Regions from separate parts of the Homo sapiens genome. Here region 2 is linked to region 1. Evidence: chromatin loops called from intact Hi-C (ENCODE). Cell type or tissue: dorsolateral prefrontal cortex. All regions are shown on one strand.

Evidence for each region. Peaks named below come from ENCODE experiments on the same cell type or tissue, not always from the same donor. Only the 100,000 strongest peaks of a DNase experiment are listed, where the experiment ranks them.
Region 2: it touches region 1 in a loop (4-fold over the local background); 4 of 110 quality-filtered maps call a loop at or near these places.

Annotation. Positions count from the first base shown.
Region 1 is chr3:147,936,146-147,944,145 of GRCh38, forward strand. LOC124909496 (a long non-coding RNA gene) reads left to right here and starts at 3,850. Exons shown (of 2, transcript XR_007096280.1): 1 at 3,850-3,971; 2 at 4,414-4,558. In dorsolateral prefrontal cortex, a CTCF peak has its summit at 3,597; DNase peaks (open chromatin) are centred at 3,856 and 4,866; H3K4me3 peaks cover 4,385 bases; H3K27ac peaks cover 7,917 bases.
Region 2 is chr3:147,388,433-147,396,432 of GRCh38, forward strand. It overlaps ZIC4 (Zic family zinc finger 4), which reads right to left. Exons shown (of 5, transcript NM_032153.6): 3 at 7,420-8,000; 4 at 2,499-2,814; 5 at 1-427. The coding sequence ends at 427. It overlaps ZIC4-AS1 (ZIC4 antisense RNA 1), which reads left to right. Exons shown (of 2, transcript NR_046703.1): 2 at 1-474. Among named protein-coding and RNA genes, the nearest start is that of ZIC4-AS1, 5.6 kb to the left of the region's middle. RefSeq lists enhancers at 2,045-2,561, 2,562-3,076, 4,946-5,447, 7,297-8,000. In dorsolateral prefrontal cortex, CTCF peaks have their summits at 3,910 and 4,906; DNase peaks (open chromatin) are centred at 3,949 and 4,969; H3K4me3 peaks cover 6,821 bases; H3K27ac peaks cover 8,000 bases; H3K27me3 peaks cover 8,000 bases.

The sequences.
Region 1 (8,000 bases):
ATAGGTACTCACGAAATGTTTGCTGAATCAATCAATTAAATTATATCTTTAGATGGATTGCTTTTCAGGATACATAGGAACAGCCTGAAGAAATGCATGATAAAAACAAAAACAACAAACAATCCAATGATAATAAGATCCATCTTTTCAATTACTTGTCAGGCTGTGAGTAATCAGATCTTGAAAGTTTATTTCAAGGTTTCACTACTGTGAGCCAGTATGTTTTCAATTGGATGTGTCAGAGTTTTCCTAACAAAAATGTTTCAAATCAACAGTTTTTCCTTGAAATAAAATTTAAAAGAGTGAACGGTAGGTGAAAAAATAGTGAAGGTTATAGTCAACTGTAATAAATATACAGCCCTTGCAATTATACAAAGTTTGGGAAATCTGATTATTAAGAGTAGAGGTGGTCCTGGTATACCAGCTTTACTGGGAGTTCTCTAAGAAAGAAATAGTGTATTTAGATAAGAATCGTAGGATGTTATTGCTTATAGACATTAGAAATCAGACTGTCCTTCTAATTTTCACAGATGAAAGTAAAGCTTATATATACAGATATATATATCTATGTATGTATGCTGTATATACATACACGCACACACACATACATGAAACAAATGGTTCCTGCCCATCGTAGCTTAATTTGGGGGCAGTCCCTATCATACAGTAGACATGTGATACATGAATAAAAGCATATATGTATGTACAGGAACACGAATGAAGCATACATTTAATGAATTTACGGTTTGCATTGGGCAAATACAATATATGGGTTCAATTCAGCTAGTTGTAACAGTAATTTATTGAACATCTTTTATGTGGCATTGTGTAGGCATTGAGCTTAGTCCTAGAAACTTTCTGCTACATGTGCTGAAGAGTTGATTCATGTATATTTCACTTGGTACAGATTTATGTTGATCTTAAAATTATTGCAGGAGTTGTATATAATAGTCGTTATAGTGTGGTGAGAACAACCAAAACAGGGAAATACTAGAAGCATAAATGCTACTCATAAGATGCATAAAAGACTCTATAGTTCAGTACATCATGACAAAAGAAGGAAAGAAAGAGAAATTCATTTTTAGTCATTGCATAGATGATAATAGTGACAATGATAACCATTGTCTTTTATACTGGACTTAGTAAATACCATTCTGTCTTGGATGCTTTATATTTATTAACTGGTAAATTTTCCCCAAACCCTTTGAGGTGGGCATTATCTCCATTTAAACAAAGAAATACTAGAAGAATATTTCTTATTAGAAGAATTAGGTAACTTGCCCAGGTCACAAAGGTAGCAAATTATAAGAGCTGAAGTTTGAAGTCAAGATTTCCTTACTCCTCAGTCTCTCCTCTTAGTCACTGCATTACTGTTATCCTATCCTTGTGGTCAAAGCCCTCTAGCTATTTTAGGCCTGCTAGTTGCTAACTTTGTTCCTCTGTAATTCCTTAGGAGACTGCTGGGTACAAGCATTAATTGCAGCTTAATACAAGAGCAACTTTCAGGACTGCAATCCATCAAAGAGAATTTTGTTAAGCTCTTTTCCAAAGTCTAGAAATACAACTTTCTTCACAGAAATAGCTGCAGCAATTTTAGAGACTTCTAATAGAATATCAAATATCCATCTGCTTCTCAAAAGTAAATATGTCTGTATGTATGTTCATATATGTACACATATACACATACATGTATATGTATTATCATTGCAATAATAAGGTGAAGAAAATGGTAGTGATTAAACAGTGGGTATATGAAACTTGCAAAGTGTCCTGTTTAGAGAATGACACCTGCATGTCATCATCATAGCAAGAAGAATAAGAGTTTTTAAACCTGAACAAGGAATATAAGGCAACACATAATTTTCTTATTTTCCCAAAAGGCAAATTTAATACAGTGAGGGAAGGATGAGGAAAAGCAGCTGCAAGCAGACTGGGATTAGATGTCTGATCCGCTACATTGACAACTGTAAAAACATATTTGATTACTGATGTCATTACTGGAAGGCTGATATAGTGTTGTGAGGTTTGCAGACAACACAGGCTATTTATTATTCTAGTGTTGTCTTTTCTTGTTTATTGTACTAGTAGGAACTTATTATTATAATTCATGTACATTTACAACCATATATTAGCAGATTGGTACGTATGCAAAGGAAAATTGGACCTACTCTTAGTCTCAAAAATGTTGTTGAAGATAGTAACTTGAGTTTAGAGGTTTCTTTTATCACAAATAAAACTAAAGTTGGTAAATGTTATCAAAAGGAAGGTATAAGGAGTAATTTGTATTGAATCATTTCAGGTATACATGCATACTAAGACTGAAATGAGTGAAGTTTAACAAGTGAGTATATTTTCCCCAATACATAACAAAATTTCAAAACCTAATTCTGATTTTGAGCCTCAATATGGTTTAGTTGAAAGAGGGGGTGATTTGGTGTCAGGTAGCTCTGGGAACAAATCATTGCTATCGTAGTTATTGTGTGGTCTTCAGACAGTACCTTAATCATTGGGCCTCTGTCTCCTCTTGTGTCAAATGAGAATGAGAATGTCTACCTTTCCGGATTGCAGTAAGAGTTCAAAAGAATAGACACGAAGCATTGAGCATAGTGCTTATACTAAGTGTTGAAAAAATGGTGGTCATGTTTTAGTAATGAAGAGATGCCTAGTAAATCAAGACATCAAGGGAAGAATTAAAAGAGAAGGCTATTAGTAATGGAAAAGTCAATGCAATAGATGAAAAGATAATTTAAAATGGCCAGAACTGGGAAAGAGAATAAACAAGTCAAAAAAACCAAAATATTAAAAGATAAGGACACTCAATAGAAAAGTTTGTTCACGTAGTACTATTGTGACTTTTGGAACTGTGTTTTCACAAATAAACACAATGCCCTAACAAAAACAACAAAAAAATTAATCATATAAAACTATAAGGGAAATGAAACAAAAACAAGAAAATTAAATTAAATATGGAATTTTTGTCAAAGAGCAGTTGAACAATGCAAAGAGAACAATATGATAAAACAAAAACCATGGGAAGTCTTGAGAAGAAGACAAAAGGAAAACAAAGAAACATGGGAAAGACAGAAAAAAGCAAACACAAGCAGAGACTAAAGGATACATCTAAATGTTCAAGCCAGTAGAATGAACACAACTCTGCTTTTAATTTTGACAGCAAAAAAGATATCTGAATCAAGAAAGGGCATTCACAATGTTAGAAAGCAATGATTTTTAAAATTCTCAAATTTAAACAGAATGCTTTGTTTAAGCATGATGTATGTGTTTGTGTTTTCAAATGCAAAAATGTTGGAAGTTTTTGCATGAAGAAATCATTTGATTTCATGATAAATTTACCCATCTGGGTGCTAGAAATGAAAACCTTGATTGTTTACTCAACTACCCAATCAGAGAAAGAAAATTTTCAAATTACAGTTATATCAACAGATACAGAAGAGATCTTAGCTAGTAAAAACATCCTTAAGCATTATTTTGCTGACGACAACAAAAATATTTCCAGCCACATATCAAACCACCTACAAATTCTTTGGGGATCAATTTCTTCATTTCTATAGCAAAGTAACATGTGCATGTCTACTACAAATCTTAAGGCAAATAGTCCTGTTCCTATTCACTTGTCATTGCAATGAAGCATCTGCCGCTCACTGTTTTTTTGTTATTTTTTTTCCTGATTACTCCAATTCAAAAACATCATCCTACCAGCTCTTTTAGTTGTTAAATATCCCTGTGCTTGTGGCTACATTTCTTTGCACTGGAGAAATGATCTCATTAACAAACTAGTTCTGTGCGTCCTTAACACTGAGGCCCCTCGCCTGCAGCTGGAGGCAGCTCTCTGTTCAGCCCCAGTGCAGAGTGACACAGACAGGCGACAGCGTCGCTGAGCACCAACTTCTATTCCACGGAGGCAGACAGCGAAAACCATTTCATAACCATGGCAAGGCATGAGAGAAGCACAGGTAATCCTGTTTCTGTATTCAGTTTGTGCAAGAATCAAATATATTCATCTGGAAGAGACAACTGGGCAAAAAAAGGAGTTGGGGTGGGGGAGGTTCTGTGTTAGAACTGCTGAGCCAGGAAATAAAGTCACAAATTAGGAAATAGAGTATAAACACAAAAAGAAAAAAGCCTCTGAGATATATATATATATATATATATATATATAGATATATAGATATATATATGCACATACATATATTTGCGCATACATACATTTATAAGATATATATAAAAAAAGGGGATGTGTTGGTGAAGGTTTTGTTACATGGGAAGTAAGCTGTAGGCTAATACGTAGAAGTAAAAGGAGTAGTTTTTGTCCTGAAATCTCCAAGTTGGAAAGGACTTTAGAAAAAATCTAGTGTGTCATGAATGACCACATCTAATACTTTTCTTTTTTTAAAGGGTAGCTGCAAAGTTTTGGAAAAGACCTCTGCAACAACTGGAAGCACAGTGTACCCAAGTGGTGGGTCTCGTCTGTGGCAATATAATTTTCTATCTGTCCAATTGAATATGGCTGTAAAGGGAATAAAACCCCATGTAATCTCCAGCAGTGACAATTTAATCAGTTGTATAAGGGGGAAAAAAGCAGAGTCCCCTCATTTTCATATTTGCATATTTGATTTTTGCATTGGGGAATAGAGGTTTTGTTTTTCTATTACTTTGCATTCAATTTTAATATTTAATCTTTTTATGAGCAAATTTTTATAGTGGTATGTAATACTGAGTCAGACAGGTCTAAAATAGAAAGGAAAGATTCCATTTCTGAAATCAAGCCCCTGATCCAATATGCTTTGTGTAACATTTTTCCTTGTACAGAATCTATGTGCCTAACATGGCTTGCATGCTCCCAGCTTCTGCACGTGATGCATCTGCTATTAACATTCAGAGATTCACCCTGAAAATGAAGGCAACTGTTTGGAGAACAATGTAAAATGATGAGAATAGACCATCCTATGACCCCCTTTTTACATTAATATTTCTTAAAATGGTAAATCTTATTGATTGCATCTATTTCCAAGGAAGTAGGGTTTCTTAAATGCTTTATATACACAGGAGCCAGTTTTTATGAGGTTATAGAGGAGCAGTAAATACAGTAAGATTAATAAAACTTCGTTGTTTTCACAATTGACAGAATGATATTATTGCCTATAGGGTAATAACAGCTTATGGGATTGATTTTAAGATGAATAAGATGCAAGTAATTCGAACTTATCATCAATTACCCTTGGTTACTCCCATGAGTATGTATCTAGCCAAAATGGTGTTGGATTTGAATTACTGGGACATAGATAGCTGTTTCTTTATGCATCAATGCATTCTAGCCTCCACTTGCGAAAACTCCAAAAGTATGTTGGGTAATTTAAAAAAATAAGGATAGTACTCTACTTGCTTAATGATTTAGAATTTCTTTATAAAAAGTGAACTCTGAAGTCAATATTTCACTGGAGAGGGAAAGAATAATGATTTTAATTCTATGTAATTTTTTTAAAGCTTAAAAACAAGTTTTGAAATGTTTTATGTACTAAATTTAATCTATGTACATATTTACACACACATATATATACATGTGTATATGTGTGCCTGCATATATGTGTGTGTATGTGTGATGTGTGTGTGTATATAAATGTGGCCTAAATGTTGCCAACCAAATTTTATGAGCAATAACTACATTTGGAATTGTGAAAATATGAGCCATAGGATTTTATTCAAAAACAGAGCAGTGAGTCTTTTTAATGTACATCTATGAAAAGCATACCAGTAGCAGTATACAGGCATCATTAGATGACAGGTATAAAATCCTTTGGGCAAGCACTGATGCACATTAAATTCAAGTACATAATATGTCAAGTTTTGAGTATGTTCTTGTTTATTTAAATCTGCATTCTGATGATGATCTTTTCAAAGAGATTGCATATATATGAATATGTGATCTAGTGTTTACATATTCAAATTAACCTGTTTCTTTGAATATGGTCTAATGATTGAATGATCTCCCAAACATGGCAACTCCTCAGGGAAATATATTGATGCCTCAGCATATTTCCTCAAGGCCTGGAGAGTACTAGATATGACAAGGAGTGCCTTCAAGCATGGAAGCCCTGCTCTACCTAAACGAAAGTCCTAGGCTTTAATCACAAAGGCTAGGTTCACACTAATGCAATTAACCATATGATTGCTTTCGAAGGAGCCTAACCTCATCAGCATCTTTCCTTTAGGCAAACTGACAATGCTGGATCTAGTCAATGACTCAAGAGAATTTGATTAGCTAAGAGGTACAAGGCTCTGCATATGCAGTCACAAATGCACAGTAGGAATGTTCATCTCCAACCTATCATTTCACAATCAACTATAAATTTAAGCAATTAAGGTAAAATAATTGTTCCATGAAATAATTAAGAGTTGACAATTATCAGGATGAAGGTGAAGACTACATCCAAATGAAAATGATCTGTTTTATAGTTTGTTTGTTTGTTTGTTTATTTATTGGGTTGTGTGCTTGTTTTGTTTTGTTTGAGGGAGGATGGGAGAGGGCCATGATAGTTAAAACTAAAAATAAGATTTACTTGGAGAACTGATGAGGCACAGTGGCTCACTCCTGTAATCCCTGCATTTTGAGAGGCCAAGGCAGGTGGATCACCTGAGGTAAGGAGTTTGAGACCAGCCTGGCCAACATGATGAGACCCTGTCTCTATTAAAAATACAAAAAATTAGCCAGGCATGGTGGTGGGTGCCTGTAATCCTAGCTACTCTGGAGACTGAGGCAGGACAATAACTTGAACCCGGGAGGCGAAGGTTGCAGTGAGCCGAGATCACACCAATGCACTCCAGCCTGGTCAACAAGAGTAAAACTCAGTCTCAAAAAAAAAAAAAAAGAAAGAAAAAAAAAGATTTACTTGGAGAACTGAAAGAGGTAAAAATCCCTAAGGAATATAATTTGTAGTTGAATAGGTAACTTTAGATATGTGTGTGTGTGTGTTTGTGTGTGTGTACATACAGATACACCTATGTGTATGTGCGTGTGTACTTTTTTAACCTTATTTGACCTTGCGACTTTACAAATCATTGCTGGACTTGATAACATGTTGTAGGGCCAGAAAAGGTATGATATCTTTCCTCCCCATCATAATAATCACAGCTGACCCTCCTATCACAAAAGACAGGTTAATGAGAGAAAAGCGTAACACATTTATTTAATCAAAGTCTTATGAGTCATGAGAGCCTTCAGAAATGAAGCCCAGTCTCCCAAGGGAAAACTGTCCATTTTTATGCTTAGATTCAATGATGAGTGAACAGTCATATAAAAATATGATTGAACAAAGAGAGAAATGATCTAACAGAAATATACTGAGTGGGAAAAGCCAGCAAGGCTTGTCTGTTTGGATTCTACTTGGCCTGTCTGTTGTGGCATTTTTTCCTCCTGGATATAGGGCAGGACTCCTTCCAGAATAAGGTTCTTCTCATCTTCTTTGAGACAAATTAGGTCATATAATTTCTTATGGACAAGATTTTACACAAAAAGGCAGAGGAAAGTTAGGGTAATAATTCTAGGTTTTACGGCTTGGTTTGGGGAAAAAGAGTTCTAGTTTCTATGACTCACTTGGAAGAGGAATTCTGGTTTCTGTGACTCACTTCAGGGAAGAATGAGGGGCAAGAAACAGGAGGGCAGGAGAAGGTCAGAGGCATACATTAGTCCTGATGCTGCTTCTGAGGCCTTCCAATGTGCTTTAGTTCTAAGTAGTTGGTATGTCAAAGTGCTGTACTTTGGGTTATCTTTTTCTGAACCCCCCACAAAATCAAATCTGAACTAGAAGCTTTCTAGCATCTTCTTCTTAATGAATCCTAATAAAGACATTTCTACTGGCATATGGATATAATTTTTGGTTACTATCTATTAAAATTATTTCTCCAGGCCAGGAGCAGTGGCTCACACCTGTAATCCCAACGCACTGGAAGGCCGAGGTGGGCAGTTCACTTTAGCCCAAAACCTA
Region 2 (8,000 bases), 550 kb before region 1:
ACCGCAGAAAGCAGAAACAAAGGGGGCTGAGCGGCGATTCAAGCGGCTCTTTTCTTCCTTCACATTATTATCCATTTTTATTATGATCGGGTACAAGTGCCCATTCGCGTGGGTTTTGTTTACCGGAAATTAAATGAAAATGATTTAGTCCGCGTCAAACAAAAATATATACTTGTATACACAAGAAAAAAGGTCTGTTAGACGTAAATATTATGTCCTTAATGAAAAGCCTGGACGGGCTCCAGGCTTGGCCTTTCAGGATTTCAGTGCGACTTGCACATTGCCATAGAAATCCTAACTTACCATGAAGATGCACCGTGGCGAAGAAACACTGCTTTGTGCGCGGGCCCTTTGATGTAGCAGGCGCGAGATGCGGGGCGCTCAGCTGCGCGGAGCGAGATTACCTTGCGAGCAACGCGGTGGACATCTGTAACAAGCAAATGAAAAATTAAAGGCGATTAGTGGCCGACCAAACATTTTGTTTTATTTCATTATTTTAGATTGAGATAGAAAGCAAAATGGGGAGCTTAGAAACAGAAGACAAAGAAAAAAGTCCTACTTCAGGAAGGGGGACTTTTTAAACATTGGCAGAAGCAGCAAGTTCCGCAAATGCCCTCTGCACCTTAGTGGTGGGGTTGGTGTTTCACTATGGGAAGGAGTTGTTTGTTGCCGACTGCCCGCGCTGGGTCAGGCAGCCTCTGGGCCCTATTGTATTAGGTGTAGGCAGGAATTTCAGTCCCCCTTTCTCAAGGACGGATTCACTAAAGGTGTATTTGGAAGACTGCATTTTTTATTTGGAGTCATGAAAATAGTTCCACTCCAGTTAGGATGTTATTTCATCTGATGAAAGTTGTGGGGGCTGCGGGCAGGAGTGCTAATTGTCTAATTGCGTCTGAAGAGGATAGAGCAGAAGAAAATTCATCAGTGGCAGGGCCAGGAATTGTTTGCTGGGCTCAGATTTTAAAATTGAGGTCTTTTGTGGGGCCCTCCCCAGAGAGAAAACCTACCTCCCTCCCCAATACACACACACTGATTTTCAAATTCTTAGGGAACTGAGATGAGTCTGCCAAAGCTTTATTATTTTATTTTCCTTTACTTCTTCAAGTCTTAGCTAGGATTTTGGGGCAGCCGCATTCTCCCTGCAGATGGGGGGAGGGGGGAAAAAGGACCTGATTTTTTTCCCTTTGGCCGCAATTGCAAAGGCCTTTCTCGCCCCCTCCTTCAACATCTGGTTCTTTTTTTCTGGGGACTTCATACGCAGCATATCAAATACACATTCAATCTAGACCCACTGGGTGTTTGCCTTTACAATATTTATTATTGTGGATCATTTCTCTAGTTCCTCCTACACCTTTTTAAAAATAAGACGAACATTGTGCAATTACTAACAAAGACCATCACCGAATTGACGCAATTCACCCAGACACGGCCGCCTAGGTCAGGTCTCTCCACTTTAGAGGCTTCGACTCAGTGACGTCATCAGCTCGCTCTACACCCGGAGCCCAAGCACCTACAAGACTACACAGGCAACGCCTCTACAGGGGTTGGGGTGGGAAAAAGGCCCGGGGAGGCCTCACAGCATTGAATCCTGAAGCCTCTCTGGTGTTCCTTTGTCTGTATTTCTTGTTGTTTTGAATTCACTCCCTACTCCAAGTATACAATGTATATTGAGTCTGTGGACGACAGGCAGATGTTTATCTGTGTGCCCAGGCCACTCCATAGGGGTGGAAGCGTCTAACCACCACCCACCCACCCCCTGCTGAAAAGACGATGAATCTCCCTTACCTCCTTTATAGAGGAGGTTGGAAAAATTAGGACTTGTGTGTTTTTTGTTTCAAAGGATACCTAGGGAAGGGGAAACCATAGGAAGGCAAAGAGGAAAGAAACTGGAGTCAAGAAAACGGCTCTGGAATTCCCTTTGCCCCCTTCCCTTGATCTGAACTTCTGAGGTTGGAATTAATGTGGGGGAGGGGAGGGTTAGAGTGGGGGTGGGAGCGGCCCAGTCCTCGAGAAAAATATTTCCCATTCTGCGAAGCATGCGGGAAATCTGTGGCTTTACTTTTGTCATCTGCAGTTGACAGGATTGCACATAAATTCTCCAACTTTTTTTTCCATCTCCCTGTCTCTTTTCGCCCCTAACCCTGGTTTTATGATACCCAGTCATGAAGGCGCGTGTGGGGGTGATGGTGCTGATTGTGACTACAGAATAAATAGGGGGACCATATTTATCTTCTAAAATAATGGACATTATATTAGCGTATTCAGTGAGCTCCAGCAACTATTACAGGTGGCCGGCCGGCCTTCCTTCCTTCCGCCCTCGCCCTCTTCATGCCTCAGAAACGTGGCCTACTCTGCATTCGGTGTGTGCGGAAGCAGCAATCACAGAGGCAGCCCTAATACCGGAGGCGGCGGCGGCAGCAGCAGGGCCAGGTGGTAGCTCGGGGCTGAGGATCGCGGCGGGGGCAGCCGCTATGGGGCCCAAGCCCTGACACACGTACCATTCGCTCAAGTCGGCGGTACGCGCCGCCACCGCCGCCGAGGAGGCCACCTGGGACTTGTGGCCGCAGTCCGACGAGGGCGACACGAGGGCAGACGGTGTAGCCGAATCGTAGCCAGAGCTGGGCGGCGGCGAGCGCCCGTGCACCTTCATGTGCTTACGCAGCGAGCTGGGGTGCGTGTAGCACTTGTCGCAGCCCCGCACCTTGCACGTGTATGGCTTGTCGCTAGTGTGCACGTGCGAATGCTTCTTACGGTCGCTGCTGTTGGCGAAGCGCCGCTCGCAGCCCTCGAACTCGCATCTGAAGGGCTTCTCGCCTGGCGGAGGCAACGCAGAGACATTAGTGCTTGTGGGTCGTGTTCCCGTCAGGTGCTTGCCACCCTCCCCCATTCGTCTCTCATTTTCTGGAAAAGAACTACAAAATATTTTCAGAAATCCCTTTCCACGGCGCCTCAGGTCGAGCACCCCTTTCCCTCGTGCAGAGAGCGCCCCCGGTGCCCTCTCTTGAACGCCTCCATCCCTCCCGCCTTCCTCCTCTGGGCTCATGGGGAGGGTATGGAGGAGGAGCGACAGTGACTCCATCTTAGTCGAGTTTCCATCCTCGAAAATCCTGATCCACTCGGGTTGTTTCCTCCAAATTTTCTCCACTTGGAACCAGAAGCACCTCTGCTCGGAAATACATTAACGGAGGAGCTCACAATATAGTTAACGGGGAAGCTCACATCTGCTCGATTTAAAGTTGCTGTTTCAGACTAACTTCTCTGCCGCTACCCCGCCCAGCCGTTCATCCCCCCCACCCACCCCCATCCTGGCCCAAATTGTTTCCTAAAGTAGGTTTTGCGCAAACGCCAAAGCGATGAAATAATTTAAGGATGCGCAGCCGATGCACATTGTGTGTGCATAAAGTGGATTCGTGCTGCAGGGAGAGGTATTCTGAGCAATGATTCACTTCAGAAGAGATTTTTACAGGAATGGAGCCCCCTCCCTCTTTCCTTCTACCCCCTGAGGGCAAACATTTAGCAGCATTCTTCAAATCTTGCCTAAACCTTCCGGGATCCCTCCAGATACGCTCGCCAGTAATAATATTTCATTACGCTGCTCCAGAGGCTTCCTGGAGACCGTGCTGTGGGCAGCTGGCCCTCCCAGTCCGCACTGACTTGCGATGTCGACCGGTCTGCCCAGACCACCCCCACCTGGCTGTCGGGCCTCTCGGTCCTAAGACGAGGGGTTGGCGCGGTAGGGTCCGCACAGGCCAAATGGGATCCGAGGTGTCTACCGCAACCACGCCCTTGAGCGCTGCGGCTTCGGGAAGAAAACAGCTGCTGCTGTCAGGCCAGGCCTGGCTCCGCAGCCCGGAGGGCCACCAGGCGGCTGGCATAGGCCGGGGAGGGGCTGGGATCGGTGGCTGCGATGCCCTGTAGAGCCGAGGGAAGGCGCGAGTGCACGTTAGAGTGACAATATTGGCCGGACCGAGCCCCAATCGGGGAGCTCACGGCCAGCTGAATTCGCTGACGTGTAGGAGAGGAAAGGACCCCGAGAACCCGGAAGCCTAGATTCCTGCCGGAGCTGCAAGTGCTGCGGAAATGGGGGAAGAAGGTTTCTGGGCGCTTTAAACAAATGGCTGCCTCCCAGCGCTCTGAGTTAAGGGACCGGCTACCTAGCGTCTAGCTGAGGAGGAAGACGCGCAGCTGGAGAACTGTTGCCTTTGTAGTTGCTTCTCCCGCCGCATCCAGGAAAAACAGGCGCTTTGGGGCTGGTTAGAACAAACAAAGCCCCAATTCCCGAGCCCTGTTGAGGCTCGGACAGAGAGGTTTGCGCACAACCTGCGCTTCTGCGCAATCAGCGGCTCCTGAGCCCGGGTCTCCGGCACCACCTGGTCGCTGGATTCCCACCCTACAGGAGCACAGCTAGTACACTGAACAGTCTGGAAGGTGTTGGCACCTGCCATTTCGCGGGACACTGGCACCATTTTATAAAACAGTGATAGAAAGATGCGGAATAAATCAGTGTTCCTATTTGCCCCCATTTTTATCTCCTCTGATTCCTGCCAGCATTTGCAAACCCAAAACTTTCTTCCTTCTTCTCTTTCAAAAAAAAAAAAAAAATTACAAAAAACATACAATTCAGGGCCTGCAAAAGAACCAAGGTTATTTTGAGAAAACAGAGGTGAAATGGAATTAGAATTTGGTGCCCCTCCCCAACAACCCCCACCCCCAACAAAAATCCCGCCAAACGCTTATCCGATCTCGTGAGCGCCTCACTGGACATTCACGTAAAACAAAAACAATTATTTCGCTCCAGACGAGGAGCAGAGGAGAAAACAGCAGTGCACTGAGTGATACCGGCAGCCGGGAAGTTCGCAGGCCCCTAGGAGGCCAGGTGAGGCCGCGCCCCAGCTTGCTCCGGAGCTGCAGGAGGCGCCCTGGTCTCTGCGCTTGACATCACCCCCGCCCCCCGCCAACACCCGGCCTCCAGTCCTTCCCCCTCCCTCCAGCTCCCTGCACTGCGCCCTGGGTGGGTGGGTGAATGTGAAGAGGCGGCGTTGGGCTAGGCCCCTGCAGCCCGCTCGGAGCGTCCTAGGCCCGGGGCTGCGCTGTGAAAGACCCAGATTCTCATCCCAGAGGCCCAGCAGTCCTGAAAGGCCTCCTCTCCGACCCTGAGCCGGGTCCGCCGAACAAAGTTCGGAAGCTCGGGCTAGCTGGGCCAGCGCCATTTTCTCGCACTTGTGGCTGGATCTGGTTGTCCCGGCGACTGCGCCCCGGCGCGGTCTCTTTTCCTCTACCTCGGATCCCCAGCACTGACTCGCCCTCAGACGCCGGGGAAGGTGTGGTGAGCTCCCGGCCCCGGCCGAGGGGTCCCTGGAGAGGAGCTGGGTGGCGGTGGCCAGGCCGAGCGCGGTTGCTGGCCCGCGCCTCCCTCCCCGAGGCACCATTGTTCCGGGATCGCTGTGACCGCCACAAAGTGAATCCTTTCGGTGCGGACAGTCGCCTTCAAAGCCAGGCCCCGGATTCAGGTCAGGGAGAATCTCAGCTCCTGAGAAATTTGCTCCTGTTTGCCGCTTCTGCTACTCGAGGAAATGAAACGCCATTAATATTTGAAAAGGCAATTATTTTCCTGTTGAATCGAGAACTGTCTTCATGAATAATTTGTAGTGAGGTCTATTGCCATTTGAGAAATATTTTTTTTCCCTCTCTCTCTCTCTCTCTCTCTCTCACTCTCTCTCTCTTCTTTTTATGACTAGGAGGGGGATTTGAGGGAAATGCCCGAGCAGGCCAGACTCTGTAGTTCGTTGTTGGTCGTGTTTGTTTGTTTGTTTGTTTTTGTTTGTTGTTTCCCCCACCCCCCACCGCTAATGAATCAGGACCGCGAACCGAAAGAACGCACAAAATTCTGTCCTGAAAACACGAAAACCTGAGCCAGCCGTGGCGCACTGAACTTGCTTCTCTGCTGTAGGTCGACTGTGCTAAGAATTTAACCATTTTCTGCTTCACAGAATTCAAACAGTGGGCCGGCAAAGAGCTGTAAAAGTTTGTTTGTTTAAAAAAAAAAAAAAAAAAACCCTGTCATTAAAGATGAGTTCCTTCTCCAGCTCAGGACTGCGAGTCTACCTTCCGGGTGTCCGCCGCCAGCTCCCGGAGTAGCAGGCCTGGGGCCAGGATTCCAGTGTGACCTACCGCCCCTTCCCGAAGCTAAAACCTCTGGTGAGGGGGTGAGATCCATGCGACATTGTGGGAAACCCTGAAAAGAACTCAGGGAAACCGTACACTTCCAGACAAGCTTTAGAAATAAAGTGCCAGGCTCCAAGTGGACTTTGGTCTGGTCTCCGCATGTGCCAGTGTCCGGGCCATGGACCTTCCCCGGGAAGGGAGAGTTTGGGGAGAAGATAGGCGTTAGAACAACTAGCCTTAGGAAGTTCTTTGACTCCAACAATTGTCGATGTTCCAGCAAGAATAGGGGCGAGTAAGGCAAGGCACCGGGCAGTAGGAGAAGTGGGGCACCAAGCTGGAATTCATTTTATTTTCTCCTGTCCCCACCAGTCCCCTTCTCCCGCCCCCAAAATGGGGGAGGGGAGAAGATGTTGATTTCTTAAACTTCCAGGGAGGAGGAGCGAGAAAACCCTAACTAAGGAGAGTACAAACAATGGCTGCTAAACTAATTAATGTAACTTCACAGGCTGTTCTGGAAGTGTGAAAACTTTCTCCTTGCAGTTGTATTAATTAGAGATGCTCTGGCCAGAGGAGTTCAATTTTGCAGGCTCTTGAACGATACTCCTTTTTTTCTGTTAACTAGAAGTAGCAGATGTAGTTGACACATGTCCCCATTTCCCTTAGCAGCTTGGTAAATGATATTTAAGGTGGATAGGTCTGTGCTAAAGCGAAAGTGAGGGTCCACCAAACATCCCTAGTGTCCGGCCACCAAGGCTCAAAAATACGTACAAAGTTAGCCCATTCGACCCCCAACTCCTAAAGAAGGCTCCAGGGCCTGGTAACCTCTCAGTCCAGGTGGGCCAGGTTATCAGGACTACAGGTGGAAGAGTTCTGCTGCGCAATTCCAAAGGGACAAGGAAAAAAGTTAGACAGCTGTTCTTATGTCTTTACGACTTTGGGGAACAATGCTGTTTTAAAATATCTTAAAATCAAACTCTTAAGCAGAGAGCACATGTTTGCACACACAGGGTCTTAGGCACGTTCACCCTTGTCCCCCCCAGAACAGAAATCCCGCACTATCCTCCCTACACACAGCCTCCGGAAACTTCTGTGATTCTAAGAATAGAAGCGCATAATTAATATTTTATGGCCTTGGCTCATGGAAACAACCCCAAAATATTTCCCCCTCCCCTCAGTTGGGACTTGAGGAAATCCAGACCCGAGGGCCTGCTTCCCCAGAGGGTCCGCACGCGACAGACAGCGCCGAATACTGACCTGTGTGAGTTCGTTTGTGTATTTTGAGATTTTCTGATCTAGCAAAGACCTTCCCACACCCCGGGAAAGGACAAGGGAAGGGCTTCTCGCCCGTGTGCACGCGGATGTGATTTACAAGTTTGTATTTGGCTTTGAAGGGCTTTCCCTGGCGCGGACACTCCTCCCAGAAGCAAATGTGGTTGGCCTGTTCCGGGCCGCCGACGTGCTCCACGGTGACGTGCGTGACCAGCTCGTGCATGGTGCTGAAAGTTTTGGAGCAGAGGCTCGGGGTCGCGGTGCCGTCGGCCGCCAGCCACTTGCAGATGAGCTCCTGTTTGATGGGCTGGCGCATGTAGCGGAAGAAAGCGCCAGGACCGTGGGGCGCAGCGAGGTTCACCGTCAGGTTCATGCCCCCGTAGCCATGCAGGGCTGCGGCAGCTGCCAGGGCGTCGCTGCGGGCCGCAGGCCCTGGCGGGAAGGGCTCCGGCCGCGCGTACATGTCTCCAGGGAGCCCCAGACGCAGGAGTCCATTCAAAGGACGGCTGGGGGAGGCCTGGGGAGGCTCCTCGTGGAGGCCCGGGAACACCGAGGGGCTGGAGGCG